Regions from separate parts of the Homo sapiens genome. Here all the other regions are linked to region 1. The links are chromatin loops, found by intact Hi-C in ENCODE. Cell type or tissue: PC-9. All regions are shown on one strand. Region 1 overlaps NRP1 (neuropilin 1). Region 2 overlaps NRP1 (neuropilin 1). Region 3 overlaps NRP1 (neuropilin 1).

Evidence for each region. Peaks named below come from ENCODE experiments on the same cell type or tissue, not always from the same donor. Only the 100,000 strongest peaks of a DNase experiment are listed, where the experiment ranks them.
Region 2: a loop joins it to region 1, with 6 times the contacts of the local background. A loop is called at or near these places in 5 of 110 quality-filtered maps.
Region 3: a loop joins it to region 1, with 10 times the contacts of the local background. A loop is called at or near these places in 2 of 110 quality-filtered maps.

The regions. Positions count from the first base shown.
Region 1 is chr10:33,287,791-33,295,790 of GRCh38, reverse strand. All of the region lies in intron 2 of NRP1 (neuropilin 1), which reads left to right. It also overlaps the pseudogene RN7SL398P. Among named protein-coding and RNA genes, the nearest start is that of NRP1, 43 kb to the left of the region's middle. In PC-9, a CTCF peak has its summit at 4,740; DNase peaks (open chromatin) are centred at 3,600, 4,360 and 5,060; H3K4me3 peaks cover 2,152 bases; H3K27ac peaks cover 4,427 bases.
Region 2 is chr10:33,233,407-33,241,406 of GRCh38, reverse strand. The region is part of intron 6 of NRP1 (neuropilin 1); the gene reads left to right. Among named protein-coding and RNA genes, the nearest start is that of NRP1, 97 kb to the left of the region's middle. In PC-9, no CTCF peak of the experiment used is centred here; DNase peaks (open chromatin) are centred at 2,596 and 3,286; H3K27ac peaks cover 4,658 bases.
Region 3 is chr10:33,212,503-33,220,502 of GRCh38, reverse strand. It overlaps NRP1 (neuropilin 1), which reads left to right. Exons shown (of 17, transcript NM_003873.7): 9 at 6,786-7,117. LOC124902407 (a long non-coding RNA gene) reads right to left here. Exons shown (of 2, transcript XR_007062107.1): 2 at 6,682-7,265. Among named protein-coding and RNA genes, the nearest start is that of IATPR, 100 kb to the right of the region's middle. In PC-9, no CTCF peak of the experiment used is centred here; a DNase peak (open chromatin) is centred at 3,632; H3K27ac peaks cover 3,702 bases.

The DNA.
Region 1 (8,000 bases):
TTTGTTTTATCTACTAACAGGCCAAATGATCTAATGGTGTACCCCCAAAATATAATACAGGGAGAAAAATCTTTTGTTTTTTTGAGACTGGGTTTCACTTTATTGCCCACACTGAGTGCAGTGATATGATCATGGCTCACTGCAGCCTCAACCTCCTGGGCTCAAGTGATCCTCACACCTCAGCCTCCCAAGTAGCTGGGACTACAGGTGTGCACCACCATGCCTGACTAACTTAAAAATTGTTTTGTAGAGACAGGATCTGGCTCTTTTGCCCAGGCTGGTCTGGAACTCCTGTACTCAAGCAGTCCTCCCACCTCAGCCTCCCAAAATGCTGAGATTACAGGCGTGAGCCACTGCACCTGGTCTGGGAAGAAAATCTTCTAATGGAAAGTTCTTCACTGCCTATTTATGTCTAGACTGACCACGAATGAACTGTTGCTTATCAATTGTCCACAGACTTGAACATGCTGCCAAAGGCCAGGATGCGGGGTCTTTCGAGTTCAGATCCATGTTACTCCTGTGTTCCCAAGTGATGGCTCACCTCTCCCACCACTGTTTTATTTTTGAACAACTGGAAAACCTTGGCTATATAGGGATTCATGCTTTCCTATCACCGCACTTGGCAGTCATTCAATCATCAACACAAACATATGTGTTGCTACAAAAAGACATGGCAGTACTCCTTATATGGTACCTGTCTAGGTGCTCCACAATGGGTATAACTGCCATTTTTAGAAGATAATCACAAAAATGAAAATCTAAGATTTTTAAATTATTTGATAACTGTGGGGCACTTGAAGAATGCTTTGCTTGAGACCCATTGCCCAAAGTTGATGTAGTATATAGGTGGCATCAGGACAAGTCAGAGACCCTGGGCTATGATGAAACCCAAACACAGCATAACTGTTTTTGAATCATGATGTGTTTGTTGTTAATCAAAAGGGCCTTAGAGATCTTCTAGGGTAATCCCCTTAGGTTGCAGATGAGGAAACGAAGGCCCAGAGAGGTGAAGTTCTGTCCCAGGTTCCCTTACGCCTGGTGAACCCTTCAGGGTTTCACAAAAATGGCATTTTCCTTCTTATCTTCCTCATTAACTTTGAGATACTTACTCTTCTGGTCCCCTTGGCTCTCTTAGCACAGTTATTAGGACATAGATTTTTTTTTTTTTTTTTTGAGACGGAGTTTCACTCTTGTTGTCCAGGCTGAACTGCAGTGGCGGATGTCAACTCACCACAATCTCTGCCTCCCGGGTTCGAGTGATTCTCCTGCCTCAGCCTCCCGAGTAGCTGGGATTACAGGCGTGTGCCACCAATGACCGGCTAATTTTGTATTTTTAGTAGAGATGAGGTTTCTCCATGTTGGTCAGGCTGGTCTCGAACTCCCGACCTCAGGAGATCCGCCCTCTTCGGCCTCCCAAAGTGCTGGGATTACAGGCGTGAGCCACTGTGCCTGGCCAGGACATAGATTTTGATAAAGCATTGCTCTGCAAAGACATCAACTCCATGAAGAACAGTGATGCACATTTGCAGGAAGCTAAATGCCAGGTCACACTCTGGCTATATTCTCACATTCTAAGAACTCATCCCCAAATCCCACACTCACTGAAGCGTTTGAGATATGTAGGACCCCCACCATGACATAAAACTGCACATGCACTTGAAAATTACTAAGCGATCAGCATGTTATTTGGAAGGAATCACACTGATTTTGACTCGAGGTTGCAAAGCCCACAGATTCTACTTAGATCCATTTGCTCACACACCAGCATTGTTCAATAGTAATGTAAAATGAAGAGTGTATTTTAGTTGGTATTTGCGACCTCTTTGGGTTGTCCTGAGGTTAATTCTGAAGAAAGCACATTATCCGTGCTATGACTGTGACAGACAAAAGAATTCACGTTGAGTATGGATGAGTGAAATCCATTCATTCACATGGATATTCAGAAATTGATAAAATCCATCGTGTGGTAATAGTGCCACATCTTTCTTATGCAAATCAGCTAAGTTTTAAAGAATTTTATTGGGTTTTGAGCACGTGTGTGTGTGCATGCACGCGAGCACGTTTTTAGCAGATGGCAGGCATTCTTCCTTCAAAAATAACGAACATGTTTTCTGTTTTCTCTCCCCTCTTTGCTGAATGCTGAGTGAGTGTGTTTTAATAGAAAAAGCAGAGAATCCAGAATCCAGTGCTGACTTTGCTGTGGACGGTTGGTCGTGTGACCTTTAGCAGCCCACATAACTTACGGGGGGCTCTGTTTCCTTATCGGTAGCATTTAGGGGTCAGAGAAGATGCCCTCCAAATTCTCCTCTGTAATTCCGGTCCGTGACAGTTTTCCTTGTTTCTGGCACAATGAAATTAATTGTATGTGACTGAATTCATGAAAAGAGAGTTACCATCCCCATTATAAAGATGCAACAGTCCAAACAGGTTGTAAAATTCTAAGGAGGCCCCTGTTTCTGTTTTCCTCTGCACTGGCTGCCAAGATATGTACTAAAGAAGTTAAAGTTTGTCAGGCCAAAAATATTCCAGGGAAGGAAAAGCCTGGGAAAAAAGCTCCTGTCTGGACCATTGTGTTCAAGTTAATATTTTATAAATGTTTCTTACCTCATCTGAAAAAATAAGGAATTTAAGTATTCCAGATAAAAGTAGATTTTATTATTTTAGTATTCATGATCTCAAACTGAAACAAGACAAATCGGAAGCCTGTCTTCTAAAATTTTCTTGAAGGTAGGGGTTATGGACTACAGAAATGAGGTCATAGGGAAGCTGTGGAATTACTTTCATTGGCGGGCTTTTTTTTTTTTTGAGATGGAGTCTCACTCTGTTGCCCAGGCCAGAGTGCAATGGCACGATCTCGGCTCACTGCAACCTCTGCCTCCCGAGTTCAGGCAATTCTCCAGGCTCAGCCCTGAGTAGGTGAGATTACAGGTGTGTGCCACCACACCCAGCTAATTTTTGTATTTTTAGTAGAGACAGGGTTTCACCATGTTGGCCAGGCTGGTCTCGAACTTCTGACCTCAGGTAACCCACCCACCTCGGCCTCCCAAAGTGCTGGGATTACAGGCATGAGCCACCGTCGTTGGCAGGTTTTACAAACAGGACAGATACAAATCTGCTTATCTGCTGGAACTGGATTAGGTTGGACAAATGAACTCTTCAGGGCCTTTCAAGCCCTACGTTAAGATTGCCACCAAAATTCTCGGATGCCCTCTTTCACCTGCTGGGCTTCAGTGTCAAGGTCAGCATGTGGTCTATACATAGACAACTTACTTTCCTCTCTACTTATATTTGGAATTAAACATGAACCAAGACCATCAGAACACTTCAAAATGCATATATATTTTTTTGAATGAAGATTTTAAAAACCACTTTGTTTATGTAAAAAAATATGCTGGAAAGATAAGAGGGCCTACAATCAAGAGTTTGATATTGTAGAATTTTGCTTTCCAAGAACAATTGGGAAAGAAGTAAATTAGCAGAGAGGATTTGCATTCTTAATCGATACAAGTGGGAAAACCTGTTTGAGAAGTTTATGGAAAAGTTTAAGATGAGAGTCAGAAGACATGGGTTTTCTGACTTCACAACTAAATCTGTGGGCTGGGCACCGTGACTCATGCCTGTAATCCCAGCACTTTGAGAGGCTGAGGTGGGTGGATCACTTGAGCCAGAGAGTTCAAAACCAGTATGGACAACATGGCAAAACCCTGTCTCTACAAAATATTAGCCACGTGTGATGGCATGCACCTGTAGTCGTAGCTACTCTGGAGGCTAAGATGGGAGGATCACCTGAGCCCAGGATGTCGAGGCTACAGTGAGCCGAGATTGCACCACTGCACTCCAGCCTGGGTGACAGATTGAGGCCCTGCCTCAAAAAACAAAATGAAAAACAAAACAAAACAGACAAAAAAACCTAACTGTGATCTTGGCCAACCCAATCTCTTAGAGCCTTAGCTTCCATATTTGAAAATAAGGATATATTGAAACAGACAATTTTCTAGTTTATTTTCAGGTCTATGACTCTTCTAAATTTTCCTTCATTTAATTGATTCTCTGCTTCCAAAAAACACTTCGCAATCTGTGTTTTAAATGTTCATTTACAAACAAGTTTCCAATCCCTTTGAGTTTACGTCTAGAATTCATGCCAACACCATATCTATCAAAAATTGTATATTTGCATCTGTTTGATATGCTCCTACTAATTTCTTACTGAAGTCCAGGTTTCCACAACACATTTCTGTTTAGTACTGGTCTGTGGTTGCTGTTGTTCATAGTTGTCTGGAAAAGTCTTGTCTCCAAATTACAGTGGCTTTCTTTTTCTTGCCCTGAAGCAGCAAATGATGGGAGAAATATGTGTTTGTTTCTGTTCTTCAGAGTCAGAGCTGCTTCAGGCATAAAATTCTTAGCCCTCTAGTTTAATTCAAATGCAATGAGTCACAAAGTAAATGTGAACTCCGGGCTGTGTATTGTGGGGATTGGGCAAGTTAAATTAATTTTTAGAGCCAGATTGCGTTACTTAAACCTAGGATCCTAATTTGCGCTGACAAAAACCATCAAATCAGCCTGCAGAGGTGCCTGAAACTTACTGCCCAGATAATAGCTGACAATTTGAACTTGGTAGTTTTATGGATTGGTTTGTATCTAAAAAGCAGGCAGCTTTTAAAAGCCCTGAATAAAGGTTGCTTTCTGTGGACACCTACGGCGTGACTATTTATAAAAGCACCCAATGATTTTTCCCCTCCTAAAAGTGCTATTGGCAGAATGAGGCTTGGTATTTAATCCACAACCCGCTATGCACTGCCCCCTACAGTGGCAAAGAACACGCAGGGCTGGAAGAAAGAGATCAAGGAAGCATTAAAAATGTCAGGCCACGAGACCATGTTTAAATTATTAGGTGAGATGCCGTCTTGCATTTAACAATGGCCCCACGCACCTTGAGGCCCAACTTCCTCTCTCCTTGGATGTTTTGACGGGTTATTGCAATCTTTTCTGAAATTGAATTTCAGTTTGCTTCAATAGCATTTCCCAGTAAATAGGAGTGACTCTGGTATCTCGTTTGTGAATCTTGATGTAATAATCGGAGGTAATTGAAGCGTGCACAAACCACAGAGACTTATGACATGTTTTTAAACAAGGATTGACTGATACGAAACTAATTGAACAAAAGCTGGAAATCAGATTCCTCCAAGAAACCTTGCACAGAATACAGGGTCTTTCATAATGGCACTGAGTTTGACTTTAAAAGTGGCGTGTTCAAGTTTCCTTATTTTCCTGAAGGAGTTTAGGAGTAAGTTACTGACAGGCAAGGTTGTGACCCAATGACCAGAGTTAATCATCTGGCGACTGGAATTAATCTTTTGTCTGTCCTGTGGTTTGGATTAACCAGGGTCGGTCATCCCCTCATGCCTTGGTGGCCCCTATGAATTAAAAAAAAAAAAAAAAAAACCTCTTGGTAACAAAGACACACAAAATGAGCTTCAAAGGACAGCATTTTGTCCTCTGAAGGACAAACTAAACTAGCACAGATTTGGAAACTTTTTATTTTGTAAATTAATCTTCTGTAGACAGATAAGATTGTAATATTTTATATTTATGCTCAAGCATACACAAATATATGCACATATAGACGTATCACATATAGGCATTCTATACATCCTCAGGTTGCAAAGTGGCTGCAGGACTTATATTCCATTTCAATGGAAGTTAGATACTAAAAGGGAGAAATAAAAGAACAAAACCTGTAATTTACATATCCAAGCTATGCAAGAGACCAAGATTATTAAAGCAGGGCGCACAATGCTCCTCAGCCCCTGGATTTAAAGTGGGGGTGAAAAGCATTTATAGATAAGAATTTGAAATTCAAATGAAGGAACAAGTAGTCTGTCTAAAATGCTGGCCTCCGCAGATACTGACCTTCCGTACAAAAGGTAGCGGATTTTTATTTTCAGGCACTAAAGAAAAGAGAATGAATTGTGTGTCGTGCACTCAGATTAGTGATAACGATAAAACGTAGCAAACCTTTTGATGCTTGGTGCCTAATTGAAGGAAATAGAGGAGAGTGGTAAAGTAAGGAGTGAACATAGCCAGGAGAATAATTAACAGCTTCATCAGGCAAAACTTACCATTCGTATGTGTATCTAACACACGCTAATGTCAGTTGGATTGAGACTTGATGTGGAGCAAATTTCTTTAAAAGATAATGAATTGCCGCTCTTCGAGGAACAATTTGAAATGCGTCAATGTCACCCTTATTTATAACACCACTAGGGAATGGCAGGAAAGTTGAGATCTAAACATTTTATTTCTCTAAACAGGAGTCATGATGACGTGGACCTCATTAGAGTTATCACTCCACCTGTGGAAACTAAAACAGATAAGATTGATATAAGCACCTAGGGATTTATAGACGTAATACCTATTATCACTAATAGGCGTTAGGTAACGAAATCCCAGAAGGTCTTGGTGAGACTAAGCCCCCTAAGTATTTGGCATGCCCTTCTGAAGAGATGTTGTTGTCATTATGGCTATTTTTATAAGGTTTAATGTAATTGGAACAAAAGCAGTACACCCCGCCATGCTTTGAGTTTTCCCAGAAGTGATTTATGTGATTTGTAGAAAAAAATGTCTGAAAGTTTAAGGTGTTCTCTTCCAGAGCTAGTTCCTAAACGATTTAGAAGATTCTGTTTAAGTGTTGTTAAAAGTATGAATATAAAATAGTTTGACTACCTGGGCTATGCGGTGGTTGTTTTAGTTTCTCTTGCAGGTTCATTTTCTCAGTAGCATGAACTTAATCCCAGGGAAACAATACTGTTTTTGATTCTCAGAAAAATTTAGGGTAAGTAGGAAGATATTTCCTACCTAAAAGTATACATTTTATCAGGGAAGTAAATAAGGCACACAAGACCCCCCTAAAAACAGTTGTAGTGCAACATTTGGCAAACTTTTATTCCTTGGCTCCTACTCCCTAATTAAGGGTTTTATACATTCAAGGAGAGGAACATTTACAGGTTATTGAGTAAAAGAAAAGCTTCACAGAATAAATGAACCTTGGGTGGGCTTTGAAAGAGTGAGATTTGAATCAGCAGCAATAAGAAAAAAGAAACATCTAGAAAGGGATGCCAGAAAAATTCTCTAGTTATCTTTAGATAAGCGACATCAGGCTCTTGCCTTTGTCCTTCAAAAGAACTAACATGCCAGGTGAGGTGGTGTGCCTGTAGTCCCAGCTACTCAGGAGGCTGAGGTGAGAGGATCACTTGAGCCTAGGCGTTCTGGGCTGTAGTGCACTGTGCTGATGAGATGTCCACATTAAGTTCAGCATCGATAATGGTGACCTCCTTGGAACAGGGGACCAACAGCTTGCCTAACGAGGGGTGAACCAGCCCAGGTTGGAAACAAAGCAGCTCAAAACTCCCATGGTGATCAGTAGTGGGATTGTGCCTATGAATAGCCACTGCACTCCAGCCAAGGCAACACAGTGAGACTCCATCTCTAAGAAATGAAAAAAGAACTAACACTATCCCAAGAATAGTAACTGGTAGGGACTTGGGGCAGAAACATACCCACAGGATTAGCCAAGGCATGCCTCTTTCTATTTGAGCTTTAAAAATGAAAATCATGTGGCCAATACCTGGACATACATTTGACCTCCAAATCAACCGTTCTAATTTTCATTTTACCCTGACATTTATCTACTAGGATATATATTTTATTTTTTAGGACTGTCATCAAAGTTCACTTTAACCAAATTTAGATACCATTCTTTACCAAGTTTGGGTTAGGGTTAGAAGGAAAGGCACCGTGTTGTTTGCAACCCAGAAAAGCTCGGGCTCACACTCTATCTTGAGACAGCTCTGACGTTGTGAATGGGCTAAGCATGCTCGAGAGACCATGGCAGACAAGCTGCTATGGAAATGTCCTCAAATGATCTTCAGCAGACACAGCTTCCATTTCTCTTACCTTCTCCACAGCACCCATGCTATTGATTGATATCCTAGTCACAGGCA
Region 2 (8,000 bases), 54 kb after region 1:
ATTTTTTCCATTGGGTGACCCTGGCTGAAATGCATGAGATTAGTATCGATAGATTTTTTTTTCCTGGAACATGAAAAGAATTTGAGTTCTGTCCACTGACTGCATTTGGATAGCAAAGGGAGCACATGTCTTCAGAGCACGGAATAATGCTATGCCTTGCCCCTTTCTCCCAAGAGGAGCACAGAAACCACAGATAACTGGGTAACATTTTTTCCTTCCTCATTTTCATTTTCTACCTCCACACATGGCGTTTCTATTTTGACTGCCTTTCTCCTGCCCTAGGCTGGCCTTTGCTCAGTTCCAAACATCTGCTGTGAATTCTAATTACACAAGATTTTCTTGGAGAGTCATTCTTTGAAAATTCATTTTTGCAAGGCTTTCCCCATCCCCTTAATGTGAGCTTCAAAAACAAATCAGCATATACAGCTCCTGGCTGAATGATAAGCTTCCAACAGGGAAATGCAGTTGACCAAATATTAAATTGAGAAGTTCACTTCATCTGTTCTCAGGAATGATTGGCATTCCTTCAGAGACTAACTGTTTACCCACAATTTCTGACAACCAGCTGTACCTAGGCAGCCTGTTCTTTCTCTTCGTTCTTGTCTCCAGGGTAGCATTCGTTATAACCTTAGGCTGGCAGCCGACTTTAATCTCAGTAATCCCATCAGCTCCTTGCAGGATTTTTAATGCCAAGGAGAGTTTTTTGGACACCTGCACTTCCAAGTTCTCCATCAGCACAGGAAACTCTCATTACCAGGAGAGGCCCACCTAGATCACTGGGAAATACATGGAAAATTGGTGTAAAAAGATGCTGTCAAACTTTATAGGCCAAGAGACTGATTTAGACCATCACCCTCATCTGCAAGTCTTTAGTTTCCAGAAATTCATCCTTGTGTTTGTTTTTGAAACCAAGCTTAAAGGGGAAGGTAGACAAATTAAAGCCATGATTAACTGCAAAACCAATAATCAGCAACGCATTTGTTTGTGCTGGAATAGACAGATGCTGTTTGAGTAAAAGTGTGTGTTTATCTTGAGCCACTTAGAAATCACCCAATCGTGCAGATAAAACTTTATGGGTAGCATAGAATAACAGCTTTTAAAAGAAAAATACACCTTACCTGTACATGCTATTTAATACTTTCCTAGTCTTTTAGGCATGAAAATTTCTTTAAACTGCTGAAAACCTGGAGAGGTGTGTGTGTGTCTGTGTGTGTGTGAATAACTTCACCTTGGAAAGGTGTCAGACATCCTTGCCTCACTGCACAGCCACCTCCAAGACTTCTTCCATGAGGCTTTTTTTGTGAGGCTGCTTCTCAGAGACCATGAGACAAAGAAACGCACAGATTGCAAAAGGCCTGAAGTCTATATTCATTTCCTATCCACAGAAAGCTCCAATTCCAACAACTTATAAAAGATCATATGTTAATTTGGTAAAACCATTTTGATGCGGTCACTCTAGTGATGCAGTCAAATTCTGATGTTGTTCTATTTTCAAAAATACAGGAAGGGTATGGGAGAAGTCTGAGATACCAGGTAGGTAAACATCTGATACATAAACATCCTGTGGACGTCATGCTTGCAAATAACCTTAGCTCTAAAATAAGAAGGTTGAGACGAGGTTTGAGTGAGGTATTTGAGAGCATAATAGATATAGCGAAAAATGTATTTAATCTCTGATGCCTTTGGGGGTAACTCCAGGAAGAGAACCACTATTAAGTTAGGGAGAGGTCATTTGAGAAATAAATAAAAAGGAATACTTCACACAGTGTGGACCTAGCCAGTGAAATTCATCAGTTAGCAGACTCTAGTTTTAAGTGGTGAACTTTTCAAAGGACTAGAAAGTTTATGATTTATTGTAATATTTGCAGTTAGAAATGCTAAGATAAGAGTAGTCACATTCCTAGCTTAAGGGTATAAGTCAGTTGCTCAAACACCTTAACATTGACTTTAATGACAGGCAGTTTGGAGGAAAGGAGTTTCAGATCTTGCCGGCAATGCCAGACTTACATAACATCGAATTTAAATTCAACAAACATTTATTGAGCATCTGTTAAGAATTAGGCACTATATGTGAAAATAGGTGAATCTGAAGTGAAGAAGACCCCCATTTTTTTTTTTTGAGACAGGGTCTTCCTCTGTTGCCCAGGCTGGAGTGCAGTGGCACGATTGCAGCTCACTGCAGCATCGACCTCCTGGGCTCAAGTGATCCTCTCCTCAGCCTCCCAAGTAGCTGGACTACAGGAGCATGCCACTACACCTGGCTAATTTTCTTATATTTTGTAGAGACAGGGTCTCACCAGGTTGCCCAGGCTGATCTTGAACTCCTGAGCTCAAGTGATCCACCTGTTTCAGCCTCCCAAAGTGCTGGGATTATAGGCATGAGCCACCGTGCCTGGCCTAAAGTGAAGGAGACTCTCTCTCTCCTTCAAAGGAATTATAATCTAGGTACTACTGGCAAAACTATGCGCACACATACACACACACACACACACACACACACAGAGGCACCCACTCCAATTACCCAAAAGACTAAGTAAAAAAATATTAGGTCACATTCTCATGGTTAATATGTGTACATATGCATCATCGTGATCTTCATAGTAGCCATGCAGAATGACTAAATGAGGTAAGCATTGGCATTTCTGTTTGAGAGTAGAGGAAACTAAGACTTGAATGGACTAAGTAACTTGCTTAACATTATCCAGGTCACTCCTGCAGGTCAAAGCTACAAAGCTACTTCTGGGGTCTGTGCTTTTTTCCACCATATGCTGCCTGCATCACCCCAGTTTTCTCTCTGTTGTACCAGAATGCATTGATTCATTTTAATGCAATCTGTTCACTCTGTATTGTGATTTACTATTTACTTGACTCTTTCCCTCACTGTCTAGAGGGCAGGAATCTTATCACCTTCACTCCCTTTCACCCAAGCACCTAGCACTTATTTGTGTTATGAATGAATAATAGCCACCCATGAAGTTCTCTCCACACTGGACTGGATATTAGAAACACAACTGCTCATCATTAGAAGATCATGCTCTGAACTCATGAACTTCTCCTTAAATGTTTGAGGCGAGAACAGTGTGATTTCAACAGAAGCGTGAATCTTTAAAGAAAGCATCCACAGTTTCTGTGCCATTTCATTGACAGGTTTTATTTTAAATGTAGACATCCACAGAGGATAGGAGCTGCAGCGTGTGCTGCTAGACTCAAGAGAGAAGTCTCGCTGACTCATGCAGGTTGAGGTTTTGTCTCATTCCCAGGAATGCTTGGACTCCCAGAGGCAGTGAAGCCACACATTTTAGCAGAATTACCTCAGCAGTGTGGTGCATGATCATGAACTTCAAGTTTACCTACAAGGAAGATTTCATTGTCCTTCTGTCACTAGCCAAACACTTCACAGCCTAGACTCCTGGACTACATAAAGGCCCATACAAAAGTGTTTGTGTGCATTTGTGTATGTGTGAGTGTGTGTGTTTGCAGTGGGAGAGGACACTTATCTTTGCTCTCCGAAGGAATTTTGCCATGAGATACCAGATAGAAGGAAAATATTCATCGGGCCGGGCCTGGTGGCTCACACTTGTAATCCCAGCGGGGAGGCCAAGGTGGGCAGATCACTTGAGGTCAGGAGAACTGCCTGGCCAACAGGACACAACCCCATCTCCATTAAAAATACAAAAATTAGCTGGGCATGGTGACACACCCCTGTAGTCCCAGCGACTATAATCACTTGAACTCAAGAGGTGGAGGTTGCAGTGAGCTGAGATCCACCGTTGCACTCCAGCCTGGGCAACAGAGCCAGACTCCATCTCAAAAAAAAAAAAAAAAAAAAAGAAGAAGGAAAATATTCATCATAGCAAATATTTTCAAATGTAAGCAATTGGGTGGGATTTGTGTGTGTGTGTGTGTGTGTGTGTGTGTGCGCGCGCATGTGTGTTTCTTCTGCCGTTAGTTCATCAAAGCTGGCCGCTTCTGCTTCCCCAGCCAAAGTCCAACCCCCTGTCCTATGAGGTCCACTTTGAATGGTTCAAATGACCTGTTTTCCATCAAGCCCTTTCTAGACCCTTCCAGAAGTAATTTTCCCTTCTTCTGAATCCCATAATGCCCCACTTATCACTAGGCTGACACTTTTTACTTTCAGTCTCATAACATCATTACCTCCACATAGGCTTGTGTGCTTCCAGATCCTGGCATACAGTAAATGTGTGTTGGATTTAATGGACGAAATGCTTTTATCTGGATACTTGGCATTCTTCAGTTTCGTGTAATTTCACACTTTTAGTTTGAGTGGCTACGATGTGTGAAGCTCCATGATTGGGCTTTGGGATGCAGCTGTGTGAGCAGACACTCTGGGCTCCATAGTTTATCAGTTGCTAGGCTCCAAGCAGAGGTAATAATTGCTCAGAAAGACCAGGAGTGTGAAAAAAAAAGAAGAAAAAAAAGGTCTTAATTGCGCTACGTCTCAGCTTCATTATCTATAAAACCTGTCTGCGGGACAGTTAAGAAAATGGAAGATGAGGTACAGGAAGTTAGCACTTAGTACAATACCTGACACATAATGGTTGCCCCAGAGAAGTTTTTAATAGTAACAAAAACAATAATCGTCAGCAATACTTTATCAACACAATACAGTCCTACTGAATTATGTGCAGAGATCACCAATTCTGCTACCATGTCTTAAAGTGGCTGAAATCCAAACCAGCCGTTAACTCATTCTTCTATTACTGTTACCCTCTTTGTTTTAGGGCTGACAAATATTAGGAACGGGTGACCTGTATACACACTCTATTTAATCTTACAGGGTATCTAGAGCTGTACCCTTGCAGTCAACCAGATCAGCAGCACTGAACCCAAACGTTTCTCTTGCCTACCTAACCCATGCAATTCCTACCCTCTCGGTCTTCTACTAGACGAATACTTTCCTAGCTTTCATGGATATTACACATAAACAATCAGATGGAATCAAGAGTTATATTAGAAGAGCACAATACCCACCCATGCCCTCTATGTAGTACGTGCTTGCTAACTCTTTATTAAGTAAACCCATCTAGCAAGAGCACATGCGCTGATTCTCCTATGAGGTTCTTGACCGGAAGATTTTCATCCCATGTATACATATTTGAGACTGATTACCATTGTTTTAAAACTGTAGCATACTTATTTTTTCTCTGTTAAGAAATTTCAGTTAGGCAATTTCTATCAGACAGTTTTTAAGTTAAAATCTTAGCCAAATTCCTAGGGATTACATTTGGTCTGTTCTGACAGCGTGTCCTCTTTCCAAATCAAAGGACTAGGCTCAGGTTTTAAATTAAATGTAACTTACAAATAAGCATTCAAAAAATGTTAATTAAAAGTATTAAGTCCCTGAATCTTTTACTGCCTGGAAAGAACTCCTAAGTCTCTTTGCAGGAAGGGGAGGAGGGGACATTAAAATGTCATCTTTTTGACCAAGCTGTTAAAGGTTTCCAAGGTATTCATCTGCAAGTTAACATGCAATTGAAGGAAAATATTTTAAAGGAGAAAAGATTTCACAGGTCGGCGTATGTCTTAAAAATGTAAAACAATCTTTTCTAAAGCATAGAGATGTAATCAGCCATTCTCTTTGACTCTACATAAGAGTTTCAAATTGCATTAGATGTTGATTACTTGTATTTCAGAGTGTATAGAAACCCCAGCACCATTTCATTTTCTCCCTCTTTGTTATCAGAATGTAGTGTGTCCTGGTGTCCAGATTTTTACGGGTTTATCAAGTAAGAGAGGAATGTAAATGGAATATTTGTCTGGTTTTGGTGAATACAATTGTATCTGCTCTAGATAATATGGAAAAGGAAAAAAGCCCTCAGGTTTTGCGTCCAATGCATGAAGACTGTCTTCTCATATTTGTCTTAAATGTGTTTCATAAAATAAGCTGAGCGTTTTCTGGTGGCTTGCCACAGTTCCGTGCGTTGCTCTCAAACAAAGGCCTTTCAGAGCCTGATGCTGTTTCCATCACACTAAGAAAATGCAGAGCAATGGTAGTGACTCCACCTGAAAATGGCATTCTTCACCTTCACATTTGATCTTTATGGTTTCCAGATTGGAGTGATTTGGGTAGCTGGATTCTGGAAAAGTCTCTAGCTGAAATGCTGGAGTGTTAACCTGCTGCATCGAGTCCCTTTTGTTTCTTTTGGACAATGCTACTTGCCAGTTTTAACAACTACAGCAGATTTTACTATTCAAACAGAACCAGATGGGACTCCAGTTCAAAGAACATGTCAGAATTAAATATTTCTTTTTTAATTAGTTGCTCCTGATTTATGCAAAAAGAAAAATTCACATGAGAGTGGGAGAATGTGTTATAAATCCAGATGTGACAGAGCCCATGTAAGCACTATCTCCTTTCATCTGCCAAAAAAGACGGAGGTCAGCCCTTGTGTGGGGCCTTCATTTTTCTTACTCATTTTCTTGTTGTTCTTTTGCTGTGACTGCAGTGGCAGTCAGGGAAGCCAGCCCTTCCACTGCCCCTGTGCTGTTGCAGCCTTATCTCATGTTATTCTAACTGGCTGGATCAAGTCTTCTGGTAGGAAAATTCATCTGTTCATTCACTTGGGACTGTTTTACTATGAGCAAAGGTTTTATTTGTTTCCACCCAGGAAAATGCTCTCCTTTAATTTAACTATGGAAAAAGGCATTAATTCAGGCAATTAAGACTAAAAGAAAATTCGTGAGATTTTTCCTGCCTTGCGCTGTTCTTCTACTTGGGTATTTTTATTCTTTACCCTAATTTTAAAGTGTTCAATTGTTATCCTTTGCTCAAAATGTTTCGTTGCTACCATTTTGTTTTTCGACAGCATGAATAAATTATTTGCAAAGTTTTGTTTTTCAGTGGCCAGTGCTAACTTTAAACTAATAGTCAACACAATCAGAAATCATTTCATATTCCTTATAATTATATAAAATAATGAATCTCCAAAAAGAAAAGCTATTGGATTTAATTATTATTACTGAGAAATTATAAACTATCTTTCTAATCATTATGGTTATAAAATATGAATTGGGGAATAGCATAGGTGTAGCAGCTCATACACGGGCCACCAGTCTTCTCTGGGGTATAAGTCCTGGGTCAAACACTGGTAAGTTATGTGACTCTGAGAAAGGTACATATCACTTTGTTCCTCTGTTTCTTTGTCCATAAAATGTCCCTTGTATGATTGTTGTGAGAATTGAAAGAGACACTGTACATAAATTTAACCCTTCATAAAATGCCTAACACGTAGAGGTTGCACTATGAATTTCCGGTTATTAATGGTAATTTTAGCCTTAGCCATCAGCATTTTTTCTAGGTAATACCACCATAGGGACACAACACAGAAAGAGATAGGGAGCTATGTCACTAACTCTAAAGCGACTGCATTCAGATTCATAACAGTAAGAAGTCCAGGATCCTAAGTTAATGAGCACAATGGTCAGGTACTGTGAGTTAAGCCCACAGAGCCTAGAATAGCATTGATGTTCACAGGCCCAGGCTCTGTAAAAAACATGTGTTTTATCTAAGGAAATGAGACAATTGCTTAAAAATATTTTCTTTAGCTTGTAGTGTCAAGTGATGAATTAAACAGCTCTTTGAGTCATCAGAGATGCCCCAAAGAAAATCCGACAGTCTCCCCCTCAAAAAATATTTTCCTGTTTTTAATCAGACCTCAGCTCTTTGTCCTCTATTTTTTCAGGCCATTGTATTGACCTGCCTTGGGAGTGTTAAAAGCTGGTAAACGCTCCCTTGCCAATGCTAGCTCAATGGGCAGTAATTTATTGAGTAAGACAGATTTTCATTTTAGAAATGAGGCTTTCCACGTTATGACATTACCAATATTGGTTGGTTATGTATTATTATAGAAAGCAGTGATATTCATTTCATGGCTGGAAGGCTGCGTGCTGGTGTTTAACCAGCAGTTTGCAAAGATTTGCTACATGATTTACTACACATGCTGCTTTGTCCTCAAGTGATTCCTGGTAAAATGTGTGCT
Region 3 (8,000 bases), 75 kb after region 1:
ACCACCAACAAAAAACCTGTACAATGTGATCTTTATAGTAAGCTTGGAAGTTCAAAGACAGAATCAGTTGACCCACTCACTAAAAAGTAATTAAAAGCAAGCAATGTCTAAAAGTCTTTGAACTACCTTTAATATTATGTTATATATGTATTTGGGGTATTTAATTTTTTATTCCATTTTTCTGTTTATCCTCTTTAGTTTAATTATTTTTAGAGGAGAATGATACCGACTTTGGAAGGAAAAAAAATCACTTTGGCAATATTCCATGAAATTACAAGCAATTTTGAGAAGAGCTAATGAACAGGAAAAACTATACTTGTTTATAGTAGAGTTCAGCTTGGAAAGTAAAAACCAACATCTGATTTTTTAATGAAAAGTTTATTTATTTCCATCCCACAGACAGACTTGTTTATTATTTTAGGACCTAAGATTTAGAAAGTTCAAGGCCTTAGAGGCAGGAATTGGGTGGAGAAGGGTTTGAAAGAAGAAAGGACATTGAAAAGTTAGATATAACCTTGGCTTTATTTTTGATCAGCAGTTAGATGACAGAAAGTTCTAGGTCATTTTCAGAGCATTACAGATTTGTGCTGTTATTCATAAATTTGTAGAAACAAGGCCATTTGAGGTTTGGGTGGAAATTTCTGGCCCATTTCTTCAACCTTATCTCATGTCATTGTATTTAAAAAAAATGAGGTAAACTTCATAAAGACTCCAAACATGTTAGTCAAAATTCTGAATTTCCAGGCTCTTAGAGATTTATGTCACATCCTTTTAGTTGAATACAATTTTTTTTATACCTAAACTGTCCTTTTTAATTTTCACAAGGATTTCCCTGAGAGGTGATGCTAGGAATGTGAGCAAAGAAGGTAAATAATTTGTTCAATTTTTAAAAATAGTTAAATGATCTAGTTATGTAAACTTAGATGTCTAAAATAGCATATCCTAATATTTTCATACATAATTAAGTAGCTATTTTTCAAATAAGGTGCTTCCTTTCAGTTCCTAGTGCTAGTCTCTTAATCATGGTCTCCACTATACTTTTAAATATTTTCTCTCTAGTAAAATGTCTCTAGTCTCCAAATAATTGCCAGAAGCAGGTTTTTGGAGAGGCTAACACGTTACGATAGTCACATGGACAGAAGGCAGGCAGACATATCCAGGCTTGACTGTGGACTGTCCACTTAGTGTATGCATGACGGACCATGGATAAGACATTGAGACTCACTCTGATCTCCGTTTTCTGGTCTGTGAGGATCACCTTAATGCAACTATAATGAGGAGTCAATGAGAGGAAATTTGGAACACCCCTGGCTTAAACTAAGTGCTCACTAAATGGTACCCGTTAGACTAAAATAGTACATGGCACTCAATATATTGAACCTAGCATATGCCCCAGCAAGCAGAGCCTCTAATAAGACAGTAATTTCAAGTTTTTCTTCTTGATTATCAGAAGCAGATAATTTTCATTTTCTTGAAATGAAAATCAAAGGTCCCCTTGAGTAGAGATTAATGAAAGGAGGACTACAGTATTCCTGCTGGACTAGATGGTCCAGGAGAGCAGGGGACCTGTTTGCCTCATTTTCTGTTGTGTCCTGTATGCCTGGAACATAACAAATGCTTGGTGGTTACTTTTGAATGAAGGAAGTGCAGTTTTATGCACGCCTTCTGAGAAACAAGCGGCTGGACCTCAAATTTTCACCCTGCTGAGTAGTCACAATTCAATCTGGATTTTGTTTAAGCCTACCTAATGAAAGGTTACTGCTTGAACACATCACTTGGCTTCCAAAGCCACTAAAGCCCCAAGTTTTACCCTAATTTTTTGATTCAGAAATTATTTTTTAGAAATATAGTAATCCTGGACTGGGCGCAGTGGCTCACTCCTGTAATCCCAGCACTTTGGGAGGCCGAGGCAGGTGGATCACGAGGTCAGGAGATTGAGACCATCCTGGCTAACACAGTGAAACCCCATCTCTACTAAAAATACAAAAAATTACCCAGGTGTGGTGGCATGCACTTGTAGTCCCAGCTACTCAGAAGGCTGAGGCAGGAGAATGGCGTGAACCCAGGAGGCAGAGCTTGCAGTGAGCCGAGATTGTGCCACTGGCCACTGCACTCCAGCCTGGGCAACAGAGCAAGATTCCATCTCAAAAAAAAAAAAAAGAAAGAAAAAAGAAATATAGTAATCCTGGAAAATTCAGAGTTTGTCACCATATAGAGATATAAAGAAAATAAGATTGGAACAAACCATTCTGCTTTATAGGTGATTGATGAAGGGCATTTTCATTATTTTGACAAAGTAGGCTTCATCATTTTGGCAGAGATGGAAATCACGTTGGGCAATGGCTGCTTAACACACTCTGAACTCTGCTATCTTCTGTTATTAACCAGAAGTCTGTTACCCAGCGCTTCAACACATATTCATGTGCTCCTAAGTCAATCAGAATTCACAGTGATGATCTCAGACACCATAATATCCAGAGGTACTTTCTGAGTCATCAAGGAGAGATTAAATTATGCTCATTCAGGGTCTCCCATCGAATGCAGTTATTACTTTCTCATTCGTTGGAAATTGGTTAACTGGATATTTGATTTACCAGTATACCTCAGTTTTTCCATTAAAGCTGAGTACAGAGATTTACTGTAAAATAATATCACTGAAAATAACGACCTCAATCCTCCATTACAAAACTCATTTCTCCCTTCCATCCTGAAGTGGTCTTAAGCTTTCCAAACAAGGCTGCCAAGTGAAATACAAAATGTCCAGTTAAATTTGACGCAGACAAACAAGACATAATTTTTCAGAATAAGTATGTCCCATGCAATATTTGAGACATATGTGTACTAAAAAATTATTCATTATTTCTCTGAATTCTAATTTCACTGGGCATCTTGTTTCTTGTTTTGTTGTTTATTTGCTAAATCTGGCAACACTATTTCCAAAGGGTTTGACCTGCACCGGGCTGACCTGTACCAGCCTGCTATGAAGGGACAGAGTTAAACGCTAGCATCTCATTCAAACCTTGAATTAATTGTTAATGTAATTTTTCTGCAAATTATTGTTAAAAGTGAGTCACATAGTTTTCAGTCAAAGGTAAATCAAGTTGCCTCTTCATTTTTTTTTTTTTAATGAGGCAGCTATATGGAAGGAATAACAGTCTCACTTTGCACCATGGATATGTTGGCTAAATGGGGACAGGGCATCACTAAGTCTATGAATACAGAAACTGTGCCCCAGCCGAGTCTGCATTAGAGAAAGGGCATTAATCTGGTGACGGTTCTGCTCTCCTTACAGTATTCAAGTTAATTATGTTTGCCTCCAAATGGTAACATCTGGTCCCCATTACCAGCTAAACATTGCCTTTCTAAAAGCTTGTTTGGAATCAGGCAGGTATGAACACCGTGGCCAAAAAATGGCACTCTATTTTTAACACTACAGTTTCATAGTCCCTTAGTAAAATTGTTTTTGTAAATCTTTTTTTAATCCCGACTGAGTATATTCTTGGTTTCCAGATCCCAGCCTGGAGCAAATACTGTGGTTAAGTTACAGGAAAGGGCAATTGAGAAAATGACAGCTGCCTTTCATTGTATTAAGTTGATTCATTCAACAAATATTTGTTGAGCAAATACTATGTATAAAACAGGGCATGAAGAGTCATATAAAACAGAAAAATATGACTTAGTTCGTGTCCTCAAAGAAGTTAAAATCTGGGGAGGCAGAAAGCAGCATTCCAAAGAACTAAATGTGCTCATCAGCATTTGAGGGCTGGATATGGTGGCTCAAGCCTGTGACCCCAGCACTTTGGGAGGCCAAAATGGTAAGATCTCTTGACCCCAGTAGTTTGAGAGCAGCCTGGGCAACATAGCGAGACCAAAAAAAAAAAAATTGCCAATCATGGTAGCATCCACATGTAGTCCTAGCTACTCAGGAGACTGAGGTGGGAGGATTGCTTGAGGCCAAGAGTTCAAGGCTGCAGTGAGCCATGATCACACCACTCCACTCCAGCCTGGGTGACAGAGTGAGACCCTGTCTCTAAAAATAAAAATTAAAAAAAAGGCCGGGGTGTAGAGGGGCCAGGCGCCGTGGCTCACACCTGTAATCCCAGCACTTTGGGAGGCCGAGGCAGGCATCACGAGGTCAGGAGATCGAGACCATCCTGGCTAACACTGTGAAACCCCTCTCTACTAAAAATACAAAAAATAAGCCGGGCGTGGTGGCAGGCGCCTGGAGTCCTAGCTACTCGGGAGGCTGAGGCAGGAGAATGGCGTGAACCCGGGAGGTGGAGCTTGCAGTGAGCCAAGATCGCCCCACTGCACTCCAGCCTGGGAGACAGAGCGAGACTCCTTCTCAAAAAAAAAAAAAAAGAAAGAAAGAAAGAAGGGAAATGCAGATAAAATGGTGTGAAGAGGCCCAGAAATGGAAAACTGTGTCCAGTTGCAGAGAACAGAAAAACTGAGTAAACGATGTGGCATTTGAAAACAGGTCAGGATTTTAAGCAGTTCAGATAATGGAAAAGGGTAACATGACAGGGAATTCCTTGTGGAGGGAACAGAAAGAAAGCTCCCAAACTCCCAGAAGTAAGGAAGTTCTTCATGCCAATTGGCACTGGTTAAAGGAGTGAATGGGGAGAGGCCTTGCAAGGACATGACATGGAAGGCCTGCATGCCTGACTGAAAATGACGTGCGTAATTTCTAGACAAGAAGGCACTGAATGTCTGAGTAAAGAAACGACATGATCTGGACCATAGAACTCATGTGGAAAGTATCTGAGTAATGAATTCTTAAGGTTCAGCTGATAATGTGGACTTAGTTTAATTGCATTAGATGTTTGCCTCTCACTTAGGGGTAGTTATATTTTTAGGCTAAATTTTTATTATATAACGCAGAATTGAGTTGCTTCAAAGAAAAATAGGTTATCATTCTTGCACATGTTCTTGATTAGGATGTACAGTTTCTAAAGGAAAATACTTGAAGTGTTGGACATTTTGTCATTAAGCCAGCGTTGAATTCATCAACAACTGATACTCTCCTTGTGCTCAGAAGCTCCTTGGGCTGCTTTAGAAGACATAAAAAGGTCTATGATGCTGTTCATTGCCTTTGAAGATCTTATAATCTAGCTGTGGGTACATGACTAACAATCTTAAAGCCTTAGAGAGCAGTGGAATGCTGAGCTCTGTGCTACTTACATCATATTTCTGAGAAGGGAGAGCTCAGAATAAAAGCTAGAGTAGCTTGAAAAGTTCTCTTCATGAGTCTTAAGCTGGGTTTTGAGCAAAGGCAATGATGAGGATGACGTCTAGACTGTATGAGAAGAGAATTGCTTAACTGAGATGTATTGTCAGTAATAGAAAATCAAATTAGGCAAATGGGATGAAGTCAAAATGAGGGTCTTGAATGCCAGATCGAGTTTTGATATCTTCCTATCAATAATGGAAAACCATGGTACATTTTCAAAAGATATCTCTTTTCTATTGTCGGGGTAAAATATACATAACATAAAATTTACCGCTTTAACAATTTTCAACCACTTTTAACCATTTTAATTTTATCATTGTACATTTTTAAGTGTACAATTCTGTCGCATTAAGTACAGTCACATTGCTGTGCAAGCATCACCACTATTTCCAGAATTTTATAATTGTCTCAGACTGAAACTCTGCACCCATGAAACACTAACTCTCCCAATCTCCATTTCCCCCAAGCCCTGGCAACCACCATTTTGCTTTCTGTCTCTACGAATCTGACTGATCTAGTGATAGGCTACTCCTATCCATGGAATCAGACCATATTTGTCCTTTTTTTGTTGGGCTTCTTTCACTTAGCAGTGGAGATTTTTGAGGATGAGAATGACATGCTTAAAACAACATTTTCTGAAAATTTAAGTAGCAGTTGGTGTAGTGGAGATTCAAAGTGGGGTCTGGGAGGCCAACCAAGAGCTGATGTAGCACCCTGGCCAGAGCGCTCGGATCAGGATAAATCCAGAAGAAAGGAAGGTAGCAACAAGAGTTCTGTTGCTTTCTTGTACTTAATAAAAACAACAGGATTTGGCAGCAAAACGGAAATGACGAGATGACTAGGCAGGAAGTGGATGATTGGTGATGCCACCAATTAAAAGACAGGGTTCAGTGAAAAGATGCAGTATCCAGGGGAAAGGACTGTCTTAGTCTGCTTGTGGTACATTTGAGATGACAGTGAGACATTCATGTGGAAAGTCCCCAATGCAATTAGAAATAGGGGTGGGGAGAACAGTTGTGGGGGATCATGGTCACTATTCTCCCACACTCAATTCAAATGCCACCTCCCCTGGGAGGTCCTCTATTACCTCTGCAGGCTGAGTATGCATTCGTTCTCTTTACCTCTGCATCACTGTCTCTTTACCTTTGTTTTAGCAACCTTCCTGCTATCGGATTGACTTCTATGCATATCTCCAATCCATCATAAACTATGAACTTCTCTTAAGCAGGGCCAGTACTTGATCCAGGGATGAATTCTGGATACCAAAGAGACTGAAATATGAATGTTAAACTTAGAAGATGTCAAAGCGGGGGAAATGTATGTTCTTATTGAAGATTTGCCTTACTGGGATGTGAGTTTAGAGACGGGAATTCTGACAGAGCAGGAGGAAGGTTTGAGGGAGGAAAGATTTACTGTAAAATAATCCAGAGACTGAAAATTGTATATGATTGGGTACAAAATCATGTCTTTATTCCATATGTTGTATTTTATTTCTTAGCATGGAGTCGCCCAGGAAATCATTTTACATTATCTGTTTCATTTCACTTCCCAGATTATCCTTGCTCTGGAATGTTGGGTATGGTGTCTGGACTTATTTCTGACTCCCAGATCACATCATCCAACCAAGGGGACAGAAACTGGATGCCTGAAAACATCCGCCTGGTAACCAGTCGCTCTGGCTGGGCACTTCCACCCGCACCTCATTCCTACATCAATGAGTGGCTCCAAATAGACCTGGGGGAGGAGAAGATCGTGAGGGGCATCATCATTCAGGGTGGGAAGCACCGAGAGAACAAGGTGTTCATGAGGAAGTTCAAGATCGGGTACAGCAACAACGGCTCGGACTGGAAGATGATCATGGATGACAGCAAACGCAAGGCGAAGGTGAGGGCTGGGGACTGGGAGGAGGTCATCCCTTATGTCCTTGACTTCAATCAAGGGCCTCTGGCATTCTCCCGAGGAAGGGCTTCTTATTTCCTTCCAGCCATGACATTAGAGGAGGTGTGTGATGGGGTCAGTAAGACCCTTGATTCTAGGAAGACAGGAATATGGCATGAAAAGTGATGTCTGAGATAACATGCAAAAGAATTGCATTGCTGGTCCCATTCCCTGGCTGTAGGGATGGACAGACAGCTCAACATGCAGACAGGAGACGGGGAAGCCCAAGGCTGACAGCAGCCATCCAGCCAGCGCTCAGAACCCCTTGCAGATACCACTCAGTCGTTTGGGTCTGCCCTCCCCCCATCTCAAACCTACCCCTAGTTTAAGTGCTTTGTTTCTTTTATAAATTTTTATTGTGGGCCAGGCTCAGTGGCTCATGCCTGTAATCCCAGCACTTTGGGATGCCGAGTCGGGCGGATTGTCTGAGCTCAGGAGTTCGAGACCAGACTGGACAGCACGGTGAAACCCCATCTCTACTAAAATACAAAAAATTAACAGGGTGTGGCAGCGTGTGCCTGTAGTCCTAGCTATTCTGGAGGCTGAAGCAGGAGAATTGCTTAAACCCGGGAGGCAGAGGTTGCAGTGAGCTGAGATTGCACCACTGCTCTCTAGCCTGGGTGACAGAGTGAGATTCCGTCTCAAAAAAAAAAAATTAATTGTGATAAAATACATATAATATACAATTTCCCATCTTAACCTTTTTAGTGTGCAGTTCAACAGTGTTAAGTATGTGTATATTGTGCAACCAATCTCTAGAACTTTCTCATCTTGCAAAACTGAAACTCTACACCCATTAAGCAACAACTCCCAGTCCCCCTGCCCCCAG